Linked DNA regions of Homo sapiens: regions 2, 3, 4 and 5 are each linked to region 1. A link is a contact called in ENCODE Hi-C or POLR2A ChIA-PET data. All regions are on one chromosome and are shown on one strand. Each heading gives the region's core, a stretch centred on a gene start or an enhancer-like site at or near the end of the contact. The rest is flanking DNA. Distances are from core to core; before and after follow the strand shown.

Region 1 (3,084 bases), core at 150-2,649:
TAGCCAGGCGTGGTAGCGGGCGCCTGTAGTCCCAGCTACTCGGGAGGCTGAGGCAGGAGAATGGTGTGAACCCGGGAGCGGAGGTTGCAGTGAGCCGAGATCACGCCACTGCACTCCAGCCTGGGAGACAGAGTGAGACTCCATCTCAAAAAAAAAAAAAAAAAAAGAAAAAGAAAAAGAAAGAAATATATCATAAGTATTATTCTTTTGTCCTCCCCATCTAGATTTACTATGCCTCTGTCAAGGTAGTGGTTACATTACTGTGGTAAGCAATGAATTCAGTTTCGTCTTATTTATAGGCTACTTTGGTAGTATTTTCCAGTAGTGAAACAGTGTTGCATGAGGAAGTGATGCCAGGAGCTGTGACCATCCTTGCAACCACAAGGACGGAAGCCAATAGAAGAATAGTGTGAGAAGGATAGAAACAGCCTCAGTCCTTAGTGATGCTGTTGAGCCACCAAACTAACCTTGGGTCCTCGAAGTCGCAGATGTCCTTGTCTGGGAATTGTAAATGTCTCTGTGGTTTGAACCCAGTTAGGTATTTTGTTACTTGCAGCCGAAATACCTCCTGATACAAACACTGATTTGGCTCCATCTTAGCTTCTCATTCTCATCACTTTTTGTGCCCCACCCCTCCTTTGCTTTCACCAAGTGGTCAACATATCACTATTTTTCTGGATCTTTTCCTCTGCTCTCACTTTTTCCTCTCACACTGGAGCCCCCTCTATGCCTGCCCCCTCTGCAGCCTCTCCAGCTTTCCTCTAGGTAGGAAGATTCCAACCAAGTCAGCTTTGCCTAGGTTTTTCTGACTACACCTACCTTCTCAGCCGCCCACCACACTCACAGGTGCTCACACACGCATACACAATCTTCACCTACGGAATATCTGAAGCACTCATTTGACTCTGCATGCTGCTGAATACAACAATAACTGAAGTTTACTGAGTGCCTACTTTCTGCCAGGCACCATGCCTACTACTTTATTTGCATCATCCCTTTTGAAACCCGTGAAAAGCTTATGAACTAATTACTGTCATTGCCTTCATATCACCAGGGAGAAAATGAGATTTAAAGAAGCTTAGTTTCTCAAGTTCACACAGACATCTAATAAGTATCAGAGCTATAAAAATTCCAACCCAGGCCTAACTGTAGGCCAGGACTGGTGTCAAGAACCCTATACAGAAGTGAGTACATGTGGCACACACATTGATTTATTTTCACTGCCACTGCATATTGTGAGAGACTAGATTTTTGTCTTGAATTTCACTGTACTCCTTTCTCTGCCACAGGCCTAGTAGAAATAGCTACACAATAATGCACCCAGTTGATCAGGTGGTAGTCCTCTCCCCAAGCACTCTCACATTCTCCAGCTGTGGCCTTCCCTTCTCTATAAACACAGCTATCTTTATTAGTCTGTGACTAGCCCTGTCAGAAACATATGAGTTAAATTTTACTAAGATGTTAATAGCTGACAAAGGTTGGTGGTTTCCTTCTCTGATTTGTATCTTAAAAAAAAAAAAAAAAGATTTTTAGAGAAGGTGTTTTGAACTCAAAGGAATGACTCATGGTAAAACTTCCGGAAGGTAAACAGTGTTGAATATATATTCAAAAGGCATTTTGTGAGCAAATTCTGGCAAGCTGATGGTGATAATGGGTGTGGTTGTTATGGTAAGGTAGGGTGGTGTGAAATAAGCAATCTTTTCAATATGAAAGCATTCCATTCTCTTCAAGGCACAGGCAACTTTTTTCATTGATTCTTCACCAGGAATCTCCAGATACTCCACCACCACTTATCTCCTTTTTCTGGGTGAAGTCTAATACACTAAAACAACAACAACAACAACAAAACCACCGCTTTCTTCTCATAACCTTTTCAGTTGTGAATGTTGTATTACATACTTAAATAATTCCCACATTTTTGTGTAAATTCATATCCATTAAACAACTATAAATGAAAATTAAATTAATCATACATAATCTTGTGTAACAGCCGTGTTAAGCAGTAAAATATTTGCCTGTGCTAGAAAATCTGTAGAAATAAAAATATAGAACTGAAATTTAAGTTAGCTTTAGAAATAAATTGGACTAGGTTTCTCAAACTTGTCTGATCCACAAGAATTTTGGTGGATGCTTATTAAAATGTAGGCTCCACTCCAGACCTTTGGGGACCAGGAAATTCTTACGAGAAAGAACAGGTAACATTGAACTGGGGTAAGTGTTTCAGCTGCTCTTCAATAATGGTTTGCCATTTGGAATCTGGGAGTGCCCACACCATAAGGTCATGCCAAAAAATATTTTATTTCTCCTTCCCTACCTCCCCTTCTTCCAAGAAACACTATGCCAGGCAGTGTTTCATCCTAAGAATGCAAAGATAGCAACAATGCTCACTGCAGTGCCAGACAGACAATAAACAATTACATGCAGTGGATTAAGTGTCAAAACGGAGGTAGTACAGGATACTGTGTGCTTAGAGAGGAGGAAATGACTCATTCCAGTATTTAAGACACATCTGAAATCTGCACATAGAAGATGCATGAATACAGACCCAGAGAATTGAGGAAGCCTGGTGTCTTCCGAACATTGTGAGAAGTCCACTATGGCCGAAGCTCAGGGTCAAGTTTGGGGTAGATGAGATTGGCAGGAATCAGATCGTGAATACACTTACATGCCACCTTGTAAGACTCTCTGCAGGACAGTCCTGCAGACAACCTGGAGTTGTTGAGAAGCCTAAATGTTTCCAGCAATTGGTATAAAAAGATTTGAAAATATAACATGACAAAAATGCCTTAGGGGAGAAGTTTAAGTCAACTTTGTTCTAAGCTAATATTCTATAGTCAATTAAAACTTTGATAATCTAGTGGAGACTCTTTTCAGCTGATACACAGCAAAAAACATAAAAGAGCTGCTTTGGTTGATGCAGAAAGCTCAGTCCCATGTCAGTATTCCTGGAAATACAAGCTTCTAGCCAACAGTTTGCAAATCAAAGTTCTGTGTTTTCGGAAGACTGAATAATTGCATGGATATTTAGAATCTTACGATTGAAGGGTAATTTAGATATCACCTAGTTCAATGTCTATCTTTGAA
Region 2 (3,084 bases), core at 152-2,651, 1.8 Mb after region 1:
CAGATCAGCACTCGCACAGGCCCCGAAGAGCCCCTGATGAATCCAGGTCCCTTAAGACAGCCGCGATCCGGGGTGGGTGGGGTGGCGTGGCAAAGCCACCAACAGCCTCTGTACCGTGCTTTCGGCCCGAAGTGGGGGCGAGGGTGACGGGAAGAGCGGAGGTGGTGGCTACAAGTTTAACTTCCCGGCCTCTAGAAAGGAAGAGACCCGGGTGGGAGAGGAAGAGGCGTAGGAGAAAGGGGTGGGTGCGGGGCAGGGTCCGGAGCCCAGCAGAGGAGGAGCCGGGGCCTAGTCGGCGCTATACCGGCGTCACTAGGGCAAAGAAAGGCAAGGGGGGAGGGGGAAGCATAAGACTCCGGACGGACGCCGGGCTGCTTTCGGTTTCTGTCCAAAGGTGCGGCCGGGAAAAGGAAGGAAATAAAGGAAGGGAGACTTGATGTGTATTGCTATCCTCGCAGCGAGCTATTCTGTGTCACCCCTGACGCCACCGTACACTCACTCCGCCTTCCAGCGCGCTCCCGCGCGCGCCCGCCCAGCCACCTCCACCACGCGCCCGCGCTGTCCCTGAGGCTCCGGCTTAGGCGCGAGGACGCGCCCATTCCCCCTCCTCCTCCAGCAGGAGAGGCCGCGGCTTCCCCAACCTTCCCACCCTAACCCACCGCACCCAATAGGCTGGCCGCTCAAGCCGCCCAGGTCCCGCACTGCCCCTCTTACCCGGCCGGCCACTGGGCCGGCCTCCCTTCCCTGCCCTAGCCGTCCACACCCACGCGTACAGAGGGGCCGGGGCCTCCCTCAAGCTGCGGCCTCGGCCTCCTCCCCGCGCGGCAGCTGGTGCCTCCCCGGCCCTACGGGGCTCACGCGCACGACACAGCCACAAGATGTCCGCTCTGACGGAACTACTGCCAGCTGCCACGCTCCGCCCCTCCCCCTCCTCCTGCCTCTTCACCGCCGCGGATCAGTCCGCCAACGCCGCCGTCCCGAGCACAAGACCGATGTGAGGCCGAAGCCAGACGGCTTGCTTCCCACGTCCGGGGCCGAGTGAATACGTGTCAAGCCCTTTTCCTTCTTCTCGGAACAGCACCTTCTTACTAAACAGATCGGAGATTGGACCAGGAGGGCGGGGGAGGGAGGAGGATCATGAGCTGGGGGGAGGGTGAACGAGTGGCGGAAACCCTTAGGCTCAGAGAAGCATCGAGAACCGGAAGGAGACCATGGGAGGAAGGTAAAGGAAGCAGCCGCTGCGCGATCCAGCCCCACGCCCCTCCCCACAGCGTCCCCCAGTTTCCTCACTTGGTATCGAGGAGACGACTCTCGCGAGAACTTCGTGGCTGGCTAACCGAAGCGGTAGCTCTGCAATGACTTAAGAGCAGTTTTGTGCGCTTTTCCTGACGGGGTTCCGCCTCCAAAATGCATAAGTTCTCGCGAGACGCAGTAAGGCACCGGCTCGAACTGGGGCGGGCCACTGCCAGGAAAGCAACGCCCCTGAATGCTTATGCCGGTGGTTGGTAGAGGAAATGGAATTCCCCAGACTGGTAAGAGCGCGCGCAGACACAGCCTTGTCTCACGCGCCCAATCAGGAGCGTGTGGTGGGAGGTGCCAAGGATTAATTACCAGATACCTTTAGTCTAGCTCGGGCCGGGATTTTGAGGTTTCCGGTGGAGCAGGTGAGCAGTATTTACTCGCCTGCCCTCCTGGGCTGGTTATGCTGTGGGAGGAGGCGCCCCTCGAGATGGGAATAGTAGTTTTAAATAGACCCAGGTTGGCCGCTCATCAGCGCTCCCACGTGCTGAAGTCTAGTGCACGTCTGACCCTAAGGGAGCAATACTGAGAACAGCAGGGAGCAGGCTGAGTCAAGCTCAATTGAGTGGATGGGGCTAGGACAGAGAGAGTTAGGGGCAGGGTTTTCACTGGTCTCCGTAATCAGTCGCTGCCGTCCGCCAAGGTGTAGATGTGGGAACAAGCTTAAATTCTCAAACTTTAGCTTCTGTTGCTGTGTTTCAGTTCTTGAGCCAGAAAGTGTTGAGACTAATTAGTTAATTAGGTAGAGTTTAGAGTCAGAAAAACAATACAATACTTCCTGAAATATCCAAGTTGGGAGGTGGGATTTACCTCAGTAGGATTGGCCTGTTTTAGTCAAGGGTTTAAAGTATGGAGACGGCAGTTATGCTCTCTAGTGTATCCTTCAGGCAAAAGAAAGACCTTAATTTTTATGAGGAATTTAAAAGTGGGTAAGCACTGACCAGCTTAAGGTTTTTTAACATTCCTTAATGACCCCAGTTACCGAAGTGGAGATCTTCAATTACTTGGAAAAATAAACTTGTTTTAAAAATACACTTAATTTGAAAACTGTTGCAGAAAGTTTTACCTAATAAAAACTTAACACGTCAACAATGATGAATATAAGTAGTCTAATGTATACTGTTCAAGTGACCATGTAGTGTCACTAGTGAAGCAGTGCTTCTCAAACTAGTGTCCATAGGAACCACCTGGGGTTTTGTTGAAAATGCGACTTTGATTTGGTAGGGCAGTGGTGGAGCCTGAGAGCCTACATTTCTAACTAGCTCCCAGGTGATACAGATTTTTCTCGTCTGAACCACCCCGTGAGTAGCAAAGCACTGAAGTGCTTACCTCATGGCCTAACTGCTCATGAGGCTCACCTCAGTAACACCTCTGGCCCCTCCCTCCTCCCTGAATAATCTGTGTTCTCTCTCATAGCTAGCCAGATATACTAAAAGCACAGGACTAGGCATGAAGATGGAGGGAGGAACCCAGATTAGTTATTGCTTCCCATTTGCTTGATATTGGCCTGGTTAGTTATCTTCTAACCCCGTTTCTTCACCGCTAAAGTAAGTAATAATGACTGTCCTTTCTCACAGGGTGATTGTGTGGTTAAAGTGTCATAATATATGTGAAAGGACACTGGAGACTCTACAGTGCTGTATAAATGTCAGTTATTAAAGTAACCAGTCAGACATTAACTGGCCATAGTGTGAAACAAATGTATAGTAGTAATAGTGGCCACGCCTGTAATCCCAGCACTTTGGGAGGCTGAGACGGGTGGATCATATGAGATCAGGAGTTCGA
Region 3 (3,084 bases), core at 415-2,914, 1.7 Mb after region 1:
CACTGCACTGCACCCAGTTCGTACATAGTCTCTTCCACTGTAGGACAGTTCCTCAATCTTTCCTTGACATTTTTGAAGATTATAGTAGATTGAAGACTGAAGACTGAAGACTGAAGGCCCTTGTGTCCTTTCAATGTGTCACATTATTATTGAGTACCTCCTTACTTCCTGGAACAGCAAGATATTTCAGGCTCCAGCTCGAGAATCAGTCATTTCTCCAAAGAGCCCTGATTGCTTTCAGCACAGAGTGGTATTCCAAATCAACATATGGGTCCTAAATCTACTCACTGCTACTAGAGAGCCACTCTTCCCAGGCGCTCTGAGAAAGGATTAGGAAATGTGTGAAAAGAACTAGGAAATGTGTGTGTGTGTGTGTGTGTCTACCCACACATACACATGCATTTACAAAGACATTTATTTCTCTGTCTACACATACTGAAAATCATAACTTCATACTATTAGCTCCAATTTGAATCCACTGTAGCTTTCCCCCCTTCTATGTTGATACCACCTTTCTCCATTCATGAAAAGGCTGGCTTCCACCACTTCAATATATTTACTTATTTGTTCAGTTGCCTATGTGAAGCCAATCTGATCCCAACTGGCCACCATTACCACCTGGTCTAAGCATAGTTTCCAATCAGACGCTTTCAGAAGAGTTGCCTATATTCACCGTCTTTACTTCCATACCTTGAGTCATTCCTCAACCCACTACAATTTGATTTCCATGCTGATCAAGGTGACCAGTAATCTCCTTGCCACCAAATCTAAAGAATCTTTCTCAATTCTTTTCTAACTTGAACTCCCTTGCAGCATTCAACACTCTGAACATTCTTTGCTTCTTAAAACACTCTTTCCCTCTGGTTTCTGTGACTCCCCACTCAAATTGGTTTTCCCTCCACCTCGTCAACCATTCCTTCTTAGATTCTTCTACTGGCTTCTCCCCAAACCCCAACCTTACTAATTATGACTGCCTGGGGTTCTGTCCTAGCTCTTTTCTCTGTGCCATCCCTGAGGTATTTCATCCGCTACCATGGCTACAATTATCTACATTCTGCTAACTTACACATCTATATCCTTAACCCACATGCAATCCCTAAGCTTAAGATCTATCTAATGAAACACCTATCAAATATTATTCCTTGGGTGTCTCTCAATCACCCCACACAAAACACATCTAACACTGAAATAATTTCCACCCAACCCCTTCCCCCAAACCTTCTCTTCTTTCTGAGTAATGTAACTCAATGAACAGAGTTGCCCTGCCTGTTCAGAGGCTGCCTGTTCAGCAGCCCAAACCAGCAGCTGAGGAACCATTCCTAACTCCTTCTTTTTTCCCACCCCCACATCATCAAGCCTGCTGAGGTTATATCCTAAATCTCTTTCAGATTTATTTCCTCAGCAGTTCTGTAGACCAACCAATCCTCATTTTTTGTCTGAATCACCACCACAGTCTTCTAACTGGTCCCCTACTCTTGCCATCCTTCCAATCTGATCTACACAATCTTTGTAAAATATGCATATAATCCTTACCCCCTCCTTAAAATCCTTCCAAGAATCCTGGCAGCACTCAGGACAGTGCTTCTTCCTTCACGTGGCTCACTAGGCCCTGCAGGACTTTGTCCTAGCTACTTTTACAACACCATCTCTTGTTCTTCAACTTCAAACTCAACCACAACTGCATTGAAATTTCTTTCACTTCTGCAAACACACAACATCCTTTCTAGTCCTTGGGCCTTCACGTTCTTTTCCCTCCGCCTCTTTGCTACATTACTTGGCCAAATTCTACTTATCCCTCAGGACACAGGCTCTGGGAATCTTCCCAGAATGCCCCTGCTCTGCACTTCCATGGCACTCTCTACATCTCTAGAGTGCTAATATATTCCAATGGCTCATTTAATGATTGAACTTCCCAATCAGATCATTAGTTCTACTAAGGTCTCAGAGAGAAACAGAAACAGTGTCTTAGTCACAGCTCTATCACCAGCACCTAGCAAAATAGCCAAAACACAGTAGGTGTGCCCTAAGTATTTACTGAATGAATCAGCCTCAAAAAATAGCAACTCTACGGCAGCCACAGCCAAAGAGCACATTTCACACACATGCATTAACTCAAGGTGTGGGGCAGTTAAACATCCTCCTTAAAGCAAACTCCTGTTGCTGCTCGATTCAAAGGCTGGCATCTTTATGTGTAATGAACAATAATACAGTCATATTAGCCTGAATGTAAAAGAATTATTTCCCTTAGAAAAAGACAGAAGTTCCTCTTCTTTCTCTGTAGTAAGTTGGAATGACTCATTATTTTTTACATTTTCATGAAAACAACACACAACAAACTCACTGTGTGAGACAGCACACATCCTCTCAGCCAAGAGGGGTACGACAAGAGTGAATGCTTTGGCCCTTAAGACGGGTCCAGGATGTTCTCCCTGTACATAACTCTGTGCATGTGTGCGTGCGCGCGCACACACACACACACACACACAAACACACATACACTCTCTTCCCCTCTCACACACACATACACACTCTTTCTCTCTCTCCCCTCCCCCCTTACACACACACACACACACACACACACACACATTCACAGTGTCTCAGAAAATACACAGCATGATTGAACAAAAGAAAAACAGAAAATGCACTCCTGAAGGACATATCTCCATCCTTAGCATGTTGTCTGGCCCACAGGAGAGGAAATACCAAATGTAAGAGGTGACACCAGCCAACTGTAAACACCGAAGCTGGTGTCTGGGAGAGGAGGAGATCTTTGAAGAGGGTTAATACCATTTCTACTAACTATATGCCATGACTCTTATAAGCCAGATCCAAGCCATCTCGTTCTTATTGTCCCTATTTTACATATTTTGAGATTAAGTAAGTAGCCTATAGCTAATAAATAACAAAGTGCAGTTCTTTCCAATTCCTAGTGCTATATCCTAAAATGGGTAAAACTGAAAAATCAGAAAACACCAGTAGAAGCACCTTATTCAGAAAAATGAAGAAGAATGTCAGAGGAAATAAATAAAAGTTAAAAATGGTTGGTTCTGGGGAGTAGGAAGTAAGAATAGGAAGTGATGGGCA
Region 4 (3,084 bases), core at 418-2,917, 1.2 Mb before region 1:
AATTTACAGCTTGAGAGAGAAACTGAAAGAAAGGGAAAATGAGAGGTAAGATCAAATGACAGCAGGAACAAAGTATTTCAAATGAATATTGTACATTTACAGGAAGCAGTACAAGCATTTGGTAATGAAGCTTCTCGATGTTTTTTTCCCCTTATTTGGGCCTGTATGCTTAGTTAGATTTACAGGATGTTAGAATTGAAAGGGAGCTCAGGGACTATTGCATTTTTCCTTTATAAATGAAGAAACTGAGGCCTGGTTAGAAATGGGGAAGCAAAAACTCACATCTCCTTTCTCAAGCTGCCTCCTAAAGAATCAATTTCTTCAAACTTTGATTTATACATGTCAACTCTTGCCCACAATACAGCACAGTATTTCACATGCCCTAGAAGTTTCCATGGTGACTAGATTGAGGCTGAGAATAATTATGGTATAATGAGTAAACACACAAATTCTAAGTTTCAACTCCAGCCTCTGCCATTTGCCGGCTCTGTGTGTCTCCTCAGGTAAGTTAAATAATCTCTCTGAGCTTCAGTTTCATCATCTTATGAAACTGATTAGATGGTAGTAGCTCATACTTTAATGACTTATTGTGAAGATTGAATGAAATTAGGCACATAGGACATTTGGAATGATTCTTAGCATAGTATAAGTATTCAATAATTATTATTCATATTTAATAAAATGCTTTTATGGTTATTAATTCCATCAGATTCTATGCAAAAGCTGTACGTTCTTTGATAAATAATAAAGAATTAGTTTAGGGACAATTGAATTTGCATTTATCAAATGTTTGTGATGTCCTCTTCAAACTTTAATCTAGTTCCATAGTGGACTCATATAAGTGGTAGAATCAAGTGAGCACTCCAAAAATAGTGACTTGACTTGGATATTTGAACAGAATTTTCTCCTACACTGACTAACTGGTATGTCTCTCCTAGTTCAGTGCACTTCACCCTATGAGACTGGAAATTAAATATTAAAACCCCTTCACATGTAAATGAACAAGGCTTAAAGTCCATTTGCAGAGCAGGTGGCAAAGAAGGAAGGAAAAAGATCTTGAATAACCCTATTCTCTCCCACCAACCCCAAGAAATCTACTTCTCATTGGAAGGAGGGGAGAGAGGAACTCATTATGCCAGTTGCAGAGCTTATTTTCTGAACCTGAGGGCAGTAATGAAACACGGATGGACATGATCTGATTTTAATTTAATTCAACAAAATGTTTTGAGTGAAATGGCCCTGTGAGCCACTGATAACATAGAAAGATAAATCAGATATTATTCTTGCCTTCAAACACCTTACAGGCTAGCTGGGGTACCTGATGAATAAGCACTGACCTCACTGCATAAAATAAATACTCTAAACAAAAGTTTTTCTTTAGGAGTTTTGTGTACCCTGTGCTACACTCTATTTCAGATACCAAACCAATGCCTAAGAATTGAGACTGTTCTTACTCTCTTTCTGAGTTCCTGCTGGAATACAAGATAAAGGGTCCTTCAATGCAATTTCATATTATTGCATACAGTTATATATGTAACTCTTACACATAACTGTAAGTTACCATTCAGTCAAAGTAAATGGAAATGCCTGCCTTGGTCCAGCTCTGATCATCTCAAAAACATACCTCCGCTAAGCATGGCTGAAACCAGGTTTCATGTCAAAGGCAGGAAACAATAGTCACCTTTACGTAGTTCAGAAACTGAAGTGAAACTTATAGCCAAGTTTCCAAGGCCTGTGGTTACTGGTCTTCCTCATTCTTCTTGCTCTGCTACCCCTGCCTCCTGTTGCCTTTTTCTAAATCTCCCAGCTGAGTCCTGGAGTTCATTTGGTCTGAATCTCAGTAACCCAGGGTCCCTTTCTTCCCGAGCTGAGGCACTAACTTGGACCTTGGAGGCAAAGTATTAAGAGTCTGTGGTAGCGACAGTAGATAAGTTTGTTTGTTTGTTTGTTTGTTTGTTTGTTTTGAGACAGAGTCTCACTCTGTTGCCAGGCTGGAGTACAGTGGCGCCATCTCGGCTCACTGCAACCTCTGACTCCCTGGTTCAAGCGATTCTCCTGTCTCAGCCTCCCGAGTAGCTGGGATTACAGGCATGCGCCACCATGCCCGGCTAATTTTTGTATTTGTAGTAGAGACGGGGTTTCATCATGTTGGCCAGGATGGTCTTGATCTCCTGACCTCATGATCCGCCCCCTCGGCCTCCAAAAGTGCTGGGATTACAGGCATGAGCCACCGCGCCCGGCTGATAAGTTTCTTTTGATTGGAAATGACAGAAACCAGCTCTGGCTAGCTGGGTTTTTTTGGTCTTGTTTTTGATTTTGTTTTTAAGTGAGTAGGGTACAAGAACAGGGAACAGGAGCAGAATTTTTTTTTTTTTTTGTGATGGGGTCTCACTCTGTTGCCCAGGCTGGAGTGCAGTGGCACGATCTCGGCTCACTGCAACCTCCGCCTCCCGGGTTAAAGGGATTCTCCTGCTTCAGCCTCCCAAGTAGCTGGGACTACAGACGCATGCCACCACGCCTGGCTAATTTTTGTATTTTTTTTAGTAAAGACGGGGTTTCACCGTGTTAGCCAGGATGGTCTCCATCTCCTGACCTTGTGATCCGTATGCCTCGGCCTCCCAAAGTGCTGGGATTACAGGCATGGGCCACCGCGCCCTGCCCAGGAGCAGAATTTTTTAAAAGGATATTAACAATATACCCTCCCAGAATTTAAGGGCAAGTTGAACAACCAAGAGACAACAAGGAATCTGCTTAGTAATCATGGCAAGTCTGAGGCTTTCAGTCAATTGATGTGTCTGTCTTGATTCATCTCTGATCGTCTCAGAAGTGTACCTCCGCTCAGCCTTTCTGAAACCAGGTTTCATGTCAAAGGCAGGAAACAATAGTCTACTTCATGTAGTTCAGAAATTGAGTTGGTGGACCTTCTCTCTAGAGAAGCAATTAAGTGGATCCCCAAGAAGTGAATCCAATTAGTGTGACCAGGTCAGGTATTCGAGGGCCGGGCCAGGTCTGGAGGTATAACATGGTTATAGGGAACCTATCTCTGTATACTGGGAGGTACAATCTCTGCAGAAGGGGAAATCA
Region 5 (3,084 bases), core at 417-2,916, 1.1 Mb before region 1:
CTCTGCCTCCCAGGTTCAAACGATTCTCCTGCCTCAACCTCCCGAGTAGCTGGGATTACAAGCACCTGCCACCATGCCCAGCTAATTTTTTGTATTTTTAGAAAAGACAACGTTTTACCATGTTGGCCAGGCTGGTCTCGAACTCCTGACCTCAGGTGATCCACCCGCCTTGGCCTCCCAAAGTGCTGGGATTACAGACGTGAGCCACCGCGCCCAGCCCAGTGTTACAGAATATAAAATAAATGACAATGTGTGTCAAGTGTTTAACACGAAACACAGTTAAGACTAAAGAAGTAGAAGACTATTTTATTTTTCTAAGCTGGGGCTCACTGCAACTTCCAACTTCTGGGCTCAAGCAATCGTCTCGCCTCACTTCCAGCATAGCTGTGACTACAGAGGTATCAATGCGCCTGGCTGATTTTTAAATTTCTTTTTGTAGAACGGGGTCTTGCTATGTTGCCCAGGCTGATCTTGAACTCCCGGCCTCAAGTGATCCTTCCATCTCGGCCTCCCAAAGTGCTGAGATTACAGACTAAGCAACCGCATTGGCCAGAAGACTATCTTATTTTGTCTCATTACACTCTCTTATCCCAGGAATTTCACTGACAATTTAGGTATCAATTTTGACCTCACATGGATTAATCAGGTATCTCTTGTTTTGAGCATCCAGCACTTACTATTCTCCAAACCCGACTGATCATTTTATCCTCCTACACACACACACACACACGTTACCATGTTTCTAAAGAGGCATGGGTTAGAAATCATCGTAAATTGCTACAATAAACCAAATGAGATATTGTTATCACTTACTGGAAAAAAGTATTGTGGGTACATGTCCTACTGACCAAATTCTGACAGGAAAAGCAGCAAACCATCATTCAGAATTTCAAATGGTAAATATACAGAGCCTCTCTTATGCCCCAGCTGGACTGGGGAGTAGGGAGAACCTAATTTTCTCAGTCTCAAGCACCTTAGTGTCCTACACCCCCATTCGAGGCAGAAACTCAGGATCCTGCAAATTCATTCATATTAGTCTCCCACTTCAGATATCAGAGAAAATAATTAACTGGGATGGGTGGGGCTGGGAGGATCAAAACAAATTTCTGTTTGGGAAGTTCTACCTCTCCCCGCTCAGTATGCCCCTCAAAATTCCCCACTCTCCCCTTCCTCTTATGTAGGGGTGTCACTCACATCCGCCATGATGAACCCCCTTCTCTCGCAGGATCAATCTCCACGCCTGGAAGAGAAACTCCCGGTGACTCTTCCCTCTTTGGCTTCCTCGTCCTCCCCACCCACAACTTAATACGCGAGATCAGCCCTGGTCAGAACCAGGTAAAACCCCCGCGGTTCTAGGGCTTGGCCCAGCGAGCCCAGTGGGAGTCGGAGTGCCCCAGCACCCCCACAGGTACTCAGCTGGCACACCTTACCTCAGCCCACCCCATCCCTGCCCCTCCACCCCAAAGAGCTAGGCCCAAAGAAAAGAAGAGAGGGTCCTCTCCTTCTGTTTAATCTCACCACCCGCGCCACCTGCGGGACTAGGCCTCAAAACCAGGCAAAGTAGCGCCAGTTACCTGGGGTTTCTGGGCTGCCTGGTTCTCTCCGCTGTCACTTCAGGGACAGCTTTAAAGACAGGTTCCTCCTCAAGCCACCGTCACATGATTCATGACCTCGTCTGCGCTCCAGGAAGCACTTTCTAAGCCGCCGTCGCCCTACGATACGGGATTTCCGGAGGGGCCCGGCGGAAGCTGCGAGGGCGCGTCCGGCGGCCGCGCCCCTCCCCTCCCCCCCGCCCCGCACGCGCCCCGCCCCTCCCCCGCCCACCGCGGGCCGCGTCTTGCGCCTGCGCCTTGTGTCACGGGCCGAAGGAAGTCAGCTGTGGGGTAGATTTGTACGAGATCGCTGGACCCTAAGGAACCCAGAAAATGCAAGCAAGGTTATGTGTTACAAGACATTCTTGTGCAGAGAGGGTGTATAAATGTCATTAGTTTTGCAGGGTCTGTTATCTTAAAACCTTTTCTTGTAGATGAAGAAATTTGAGGGGATGGTGTGATGAGCTGAAGAGCAAGCACCAGATTGCCTGTGATTGGAAGTACCAGGTCCACAGGTTTCTGACCTGTTTCCTAGGCTCTTGTGACTTCCCCATGGGTGCTCTTTACTGAAGGCCTTACCTAGATTGAATGGGGAGGAGCCATGGGTTTTCTGGAGCACTTCAAGCGTCTACTTTTAACATGCAGACACTGATTACGGGCACCTTCTATGTTCCCTTTTACATCAGAATTTTTAAAAATTAGTAAGGTCTCATGTAATAAATAATAATTGAAAAAAATAAAAGGCTTTCCGGGTGCGGTGGCTGACGCCTGTAGTCGCAGCACTTTGGGAGTCCGAGGCGGGACGATCCTTTGAGCCCAGGAGTTCCACAGCAGCCTGGCAAGATAGGACCCCATCTCTACAAATAATAATAATAATTAAGAATTATCCGAACGTGGCGTGCACCAGGTACTCGGGAGGCTGAGGCAGGAGGATCCCTTGAGCCCAGGGTTTGAGGCTGCATCGAGTGGTGATCGCCCCACTGAACTCCAGCTTGTGTGACAGAGCGAGACCCTCAAAAGAAAAGCTTCTTTAGAAATCGCATCCTCTTTCAGCTACCACACTGTTTTTCCTCTACTCCCTTTCATAGCCAAATTTTCAGAAAACTTTAGCCTGGTTTTCAATTGCTGCTTCCATATGTCACAAATCTAATCAGAGTTCTGTTGATTCTACCTCCTATCTTTGAAAACTATTCACCTATCTATATTCCTACCCTACTCCAAGCCATGATCATCTCTCTTTTGACAACAACCTCCTATTCTTCTTACATTCTCTTTTGCCCTCCAGTCTCCACACAGCAACAAAAATGATGTTCTAAAGACCCAAATCACATCATTTAACTCCTTCCTTGAAAATCAAGTTTATTGACTTAGGATAAAGTTCAATATCAGCATCATGGTTTATATATCATTCTTATGGGGATCTGGCCCCTATCTTAATTCTCTCACCTACCCTGGATTCCTTATGCTATGATCATACAAGTTTGTTTTCACT

The links. A loop is a pair of places that touch in the nucleus more often than their neighbours do. ChIA-PET counts read pairs that join two places held with the same protein, here RNA polymerase II (POLR2A). Pooled maps may share reads with other maps.
Region 2: a loop to region 1 is called in a map of naive thymus-derived CD4-positive, alpha-beta T cell, with 6 times the contacts of the local background. The contact joins the promoter of UBE2D3-AS1 here to the enhancer-like site in region 1. A Hi-C loop is called at or near these places in 1 of 168 maps with a recorded cell type or tissue (naive thymus-derived CD4-positive, alpha-beta T cell), 9 of 37 single-sample maps with no recorded cell type and 10 of 50 pooled maps. POLR2A ChIA-PET finds 5 or more read pairs at or near these places in 1 of 52 experiments (GM12878).
Region 3: a map with no recorded cell type shows a loop between it and region 1 (9-fold over the local background). The contact joins two enhancer-like sites. A Hi-C loop is called at or near these places in 4 of 37 single-sample maps with no recorded cell type and 4 of 50 pooled maps.
Region 4: a loop to region 1 is called in a map with no recorded cell type, with 18 times the contacts of the local background. The contact joins two enhancer-like sites. A Hi-C loop is called at or near these places in 28 of 37 single-sample maps with no recorded cell type and 13 of 50 pooled maps.
Region 5: a loop to region 1 is called in a pooled map, with 4 times the contacts of the local background. The contact joins the promoter of LAMTOR3 here to the enhancer-like site in region 1. A Hi-C loop is called at or near these places in 2 of 50 pooled maps.

The regions. Positions count from the first base shown.
Region 1 is chr4:101,018,677-101,021,760 of GRCh38, forward strand. No RefSeq gene overlaps it. Among named protein-coding and RNA genes, the nearest start is that of LINC01218, 140 kb to the left of the region's middle. Within about 2 kb of position 1,400, at least 12 of the 41 ENCODE cell types and tissues checked have a DNase peak (open chromatin) inside an H3K27ac peak, as active enhancers do; they include GM12878, where a contact is called at or near this core.
Region 2 is chr4:102,826,654-102,829,737 of GRCh38, forward strand. It overlaps UBE2D3-AS1 (UBE2D3 antisense RNA 1), which reads left to right and starts at 1,402. Exons shown (of 2, transcript NR_131186.1): 1 at 1,402-1,532. It overlaps UBE2D3 (ubiquitin conjugating enzyme E2 D3), which reads right to left and starts at 898. Exons shown (of 8, transcript NM_181891.3): 1 at 774-898. RefSeq lists enhancers at 327-888, 828-1,217, 889-1,450, 2,619-2,678, 2,719-2,798 and silencers at 578-627, 648-777.
Region 3 is chr4:102,685,832-102,688,915 of GRCh38, forward strand. All of the region lies in intron 7 of MANBA (mannosidase beta), which reads right to left. Among named protein-coding and RNA genes, the nearest start is that of MANBA, 74 kb to the right of the region's middle. RefSeq lists an enhancer at 1,879-1,928. Within about 2 kb of position 1,665, at least 6 of the 41 ENCODE cell types and tissues checked have a DNase peak (open chromatin) inside an H3K27ac peak, as active enhancers do.
Region 4 is chr4:99,845,869-99,848,952 of GRCh38, forward strand. The region is part of intron 3 of DAPP1 (dual adaptor of phosphotyrosine and 3-phosphoinositides 1); the gene reads left to right. Among named protein-coding and RNA genes, the nearest start is that of DAPP1, 31 kb to the left of the region's middle. Within about 2 kb of position 1,668, at least 6 of the 41 ENCODE cell types and tissues checked have a DNase peak (open chromatin) inside an H3K27ac peak, as active enhancers do.
Region 5 is chr4:99,892,761-99,895,844 of GRCh38, forward strand. LAMTOR3 (late endosomal/lysosomal adaptor, MAPK and MTOR activator 3) reads right to left here and starts at 1,667. Exons shown (of 7, transcript NM_021970.4): 1 at 1,575-1,667; 2 at 1,195-1,240. The coding sequence starts at 1,203. RefSeq lists a silencer at 1,766-1,855.